2 separate regions of the Homo sapiens genome follow, and region 1 is linked to region 2. A link is an interaction called in ENCODE POLR2A ChIA-PET data of the cell type or tissue named here. Cell type or tissue: IMR-90. All regions are shown on one strand.

Evidence for each region. ChIA-PET counts read pairs that join two places held together with the same protein. Peaks named below come from ENCODE experiments on the same cell type or tissue, not always from the same donor. Only the 100,000 strongest peaks of a DNase experiment are listed, where the experiment ranks them.
Region 1: POLR2A ChIA-PET joins it to region 2 with 20 read pairs; 6 of 35 experiments call an interaction of 5 or more read pairs at or near these places.

Annotation. Positions count from the first base shown.
Region 1 is chr4:70,957,723-70,960,222 of GRCh38, reverse strand. MOB1B (MOB kinase activator 1B) reads right to left here. Exons shown (of 6, transcript NM_173468.4): 2 at 1,183-1,349. Among named protein-coding and RNA genes, the nearest start is that of DCK, 35 kb to the left of the region's middle. In IMR-90, no CTCF peak of the experiment used is centred here; a DNase peak (open chromatin) is centred at 1,352; H3K27ac peaks cover 676 bases.
Region 2 is chr4:70,883,461-70,885,960 of GRCh38, reverse strand. No RefSeq gene overlaps it. Among named protein-coding and RNA genes, the nearest start is that of MOB1B, 18 kb to the left of the region's middle. In IMR-90, no CTCF peak of the experiment used is centred here; no DNase peak of the experiment used is centred here.

The sequences.
Region 1 (2,500 bases), 74 kb before region 2:
GATGACTACTTGATATCTTTTTTTAAAAAATAAGCACAACTGGCCGGGCGTGGTAGCTCACACCTGTAATCCCAGCCCTTTGGGAAGCTGAAGTGGGTGGATCACAAGGTCAGGAGTTCGAGACCAGCCTGACCAACATGGTGAAATCCCATCTCTACTAAAAATACAAAAATTAGCCGGACATGGTGGTGCGTGCCTATAATCCCAGCTACTCAGGAGGCTGAGGCAGAAGAATCGCTTGAACCCAGGAGGCAGAGGTTGGAGTGAGCCGAGATCATGTCACTGGTACTCCAGCCTGGGCGACAGAGCAAGAGTCGATCTCAAAATAAAAATAAAAATAAAAAAAGCACAATTAGACAAATAACTGAGTATGCCACTGAGAAAGGCAATTTAGTATAGTGGTTGACTCTATAGACTCTGAAATTCTATAGCTGTATATTTGATCCCAGGTTCTTCCATTTAATAGCTATATGACCTAGGCAAGTTACTAATTGTCTCAACTTAATCTATTAAACCGAAATAATAATCATACCTACATCATAAGGTTATAAAGATAAAATAAAATCATCCACGTAGAAAGGAGAGTGGTATGTCTATACAGTGTTTGACACATGAAAAATTATTATAATGAAGATAGTAAATCTATGCTTTGTATTAAAATAGGAAACAAGATTTCATAAAATTCCATATTCAGAAATAAAATAACAAGGACTGGATGTGGTGACTAGTGCCTGTAATCCTAGCACCGTGAAAGGCTGAGATAGAAGGATCACTTGAGGTCAGGAGTTCAAGACAATCCTGGACAACATAGTGAGAACTCCATCTCTACTAAAACATGTTTGTAAATGAGCCAGGCAGGGTGGTATGTGCCTACAGTCCCAGCTACGCTAGAGGCTGAGGGTGGGAGGACTGCTTGAGCCCAGGAGTTCAAGGCTGCAGTCAGCCATAACTGAGCCACTGTACTCCAGCCTTCCAGCCTGGGTGACTGAGTGAGACCCTGTCTCAAAAAGTAATAATAATAAAGTAAATAAAGTAACATGAAGGTTAAAGTTAGATTGAGATATCACTCTTTTATGATATTAGCTTACTAACTAAATCCTAGAATGGACAGCACCAACACTCACCAACAATGAGGCTATTACCCTAATTCACAGGCTACTGAGAAATAAAAAGGCTACTTACTGTTAACTGCAACCCATTCATTGAGATCTTCCCCTTCAGGAAGCATGACAGCCATCCGAAGGTTGCCACTGCCAAGTGTGGCTTCTGCGTGTTTTAAGAGCTCATACTGGTGAGAACCCTCTGGAATGTTCTTCTTTGGTTTAAAAGTTTTAGAAGAGCGACTACCACTATGAATAGAAAAGAAAAAAAAAGGGTTTAATATTTAAGGCATGACATTCAATAGAGTCATTCACCAAGCATTAGACCTAAACTGTATTGGCTTAAATCCCAGCAATAGAATTGCTGTAACTACTGTGCTCTCCATCCAAAACTCCTACAAACTTTCTCTGCTGTGTCTAGTTAACTCACAAAAAGAAAAATTTTTAAGCTGTAACTAACACCTCTTCTCAATAAATTAATGAAAAAACAAAAAAGTACTTCCATGATGTTTTAGTTATTGTATTCCTTTCACTCCTATTCTAAGTCTCTCATTCTAATAAAATAAATTTGTTTCCTTCTTAAAAGAAATATAGAGATACAATTTGATATCAATAAAACATAAAAATCCTGGAACAAGAAAAAAAAGCTACATGTTCAGCCAGGCACAGTGGCTCACACCTGTAATCCCAGCACTTTGAGGCAGAGGTAGGCGGATTACCCAAGGGTCAGGAGTTGGAGACCAGCCTGGTCAACATGGCGAAACCCCATCTCTACTAAAAATGCAAAAAAATTAGCCAGGCATGGTGGCGGGTCCTTGTAATCCCAGCCACTCAGGAGGCTGAGGCAGGAGAATCGCTTGAACTCGGGAGGCAGAGGTTGTGGTGACCCAAGATTGTGCCACTGCACTCTAGCCTGGGCGGCAGAGTGAGATTCCGTCTCAAAAAAAAAAAAAAGAAAGAAAAGAAAAGCTACATGTTTTTCTACCCAATTATAGGAAGTATCAGTAATCAATTTTAGTCCAGAATTCTGGTTAAGCAGTTAAGTAGCTAGACATTCGTGTGGCTGGTTTGCTCCAATTTCTGAATGCTTAAGCACACACAGAGACACAGACACAAACACACACAGCCTATGTGTATGTGTATATATACACATAAATATTTTTTAATGGATCAACTGAAACTAGGCTTCAAGGTGGTTTTAATAGTTTTTAAGAGAGCTGGGCACCTCTAGTTCCAGCTACTCAAGAGGCTGAGGTGGAAGGATCCCTTGAGGTTGTAGTGCACTATGATCACACCTGTGAATAGACACAGCACTCCCCCTTGGGCAACATAGCAAGACCCCCATCTCTTGAAAAAAAAAAAAAAAAAATAAGGCAGGGAGCTGAGTGTGGTGACTTACA
Region 2 (2,500 bases):
TCCTTGTTGATTTTTATTGCAATCATATGGGGCAAGCTAGGGTAATGAGTTTCAGAGTGATTGAGTAACTTTCCTAAGGTTACGTGACTTTAAGTCGTAATAATAATGATAATAAAATAATAAAAATAAAATTAACAAAAGAAAAACTAACATTTATTTAATAATTACTATGCCTAAGCACTGGCTTCTGGTTTTTGTTTTTTTGTTTACCTTGCTGTATCTCATTTGATCCTTTTCACTATGTGGTAAGTACTATTATTATCTGCATTTTGTAGATGGGGAAATTGAGATCTCTGTTGGGGTGGAATCAGTGTCCCAAGTCATTATGCTGAGCTGGTATTTACTGTGACCTCCTGATGATTCTTAGTGGTTATATTCTATGGCAATTTTGTTGTTGTTGTTTTTTGGGACAGGGTATTGCTATATTGCCCAGGCTGGTCTTGAACTTCTGAGCTCAAGCAATCCACCCACCTCAGCCTCCCAGAGTGCTGGGATTACAGGCATGAGCCACTGCTCCTGGCCTCTATGACTACAGCTTCTCTTTGTGCCATTTTCTTGTTAGCATGCAGTGCCATCTTGCTGCGACTTATTCGCTACTTCTTATCTATGCTGGAAACCAGGTGAGTAAACTTAATGGTATTGTGTCTAAAATTAGGAGGAAATAAATGAATATCCACGGATTCTGTAACACCTTTTTTTTTTTTTTTTGAGACAGTCTTGTTCGGTCACCCAGGCTCGAGTGCAGTGGCACGATCTTGGCTCACTGCCATCTCAGCCTCCCAGGTTCAAGTGATTCTCCTGTTTCAGTCTCCCAAGTAGCTGGGACTACAGGCGCTTGCCACCATGCCCAGCTAATTTTTTGTGTTATTAGTAGAGATAGGGTTTCACCCTGTTGGCCAGGCTGGTCTCTAACTCCTAACCTCAAGTGATCCACCCGCTTCAGCCTCCCAAAGTGTTTGGATTACAGACGTGAGCCACCGTGCCTGGCCCAAGTCAAAGGACCAGCCAGGTAAGGAGTTCGAGACCAGCCTAGCCAACATGGTGAAACCCTGCCTCTACTAAAAATACAAAAAATTAGCTGGGCATGATGGTGCATGCCTGTAGTCCCAGCTACTTGGGAGGCTGAAGCAGTAGAATTGCTTTAACCTGGGAGCCGGAGGTTGCAGTGAGCTGAGATCTTGCCACTGTAGTCCAGCCTAGGTGACAGAGCAAGACCTTGTCTCAAAAAAAAAAAAAAAAAATGAATTTGACTTGATGCATTCAGTTCATTCCATGCATATTTACTGAGTGTTTACCATGTGCCCAGCACTCTACAGATGTTAGATAAATATTAGTGAGCAAAACTGACATCTGTCTATGGTATGCATCCTCACTCTATATTCAGCTACTATTCTAAATTTATAGCCCAAGGTCATCAAAAAAACACTGAAATTTTTATAGCAATGTGAAACTTCCCAAATATAAGCTCTTAAAAAGTAAGGGATTGGCCGGGCGCGGTGGCTCATGCCTGTAATCCCAGCACTTTGGGAAGCCGAGGCAGGCGGATCACGAGGTCAGGAGATCCAGATCATCCTGGCTAATACGGTGAAACCCCATCTCTACTAAAAATACAAAAAATTAGCCAGGTATGGTGGCGGGCGCCTGTAGTCCCAGCTACTTGGGAGGCTGAGGCAGGAGAATTGCTTGAACCTGGGAGGCGGAGGTTGCAGTGAGCCAAGATCGCACCACTGCACTCCAGCCTAGGTGACAGAGTGAAACTCCAACTCAAAAAAAAAAAAAAGTAAGGTTACCAGGCCAGGCACTGTGGCTCATGCCTGTAATCCCAACACTTTGGGAGGCCAAGTCAGAAGGACTGCTTGAGCACAGGAGTTCAAGACCAGCCTGGGCAACAAAGTGAAACCCTGTCTCTACAAAAAATTCAAAAATTAGCCAAGCATGGTGGTGTGTGCCTGTGGTCCCAGTGACATGGGAGGCTGAGTCAGGAGAATTGCTTAAGCCCAGGAGGTCGAGGCTGCAGTGAGCTGTGTTCACACTGCTGCACTCCAGCCTGAGCCACAGAGTAAGACGCTGTGTCAAAAAAAAAAAAAAGAAAACAAATGTAAGGGGCCAAAGATAACTATTGGATGCTAGTGACGAAATAAATTTTAAAATAGGCATAATACAATGCTGCTCTGCTGTGACTTAAATTTCATTTTGTTATTTATTATTATTATTTGAGATGGAGTTTTGCTCTTGTTGCCCAGACTGGAGTACAATGGTGCAATCTTGGCTCAACTGTAACCTCTGCCTCCCAGGTTCAAGCAATTCTCCTGCTTCAGCCTCCTGAGTAGCTGGGATTACAGGCACGTGCCACCACGCCTGGCTAATTTTTTGTATTTTTAGTAGAGACGGGGTTTCAACATGTTGGTCAGGCTGGTCTTGAACTCCTGACCTCAGGTGATCCACCCACCTTGGTGTCCCAAAGTGCTGAGATTACAGCCATTGAGCCACTGCACCTGGT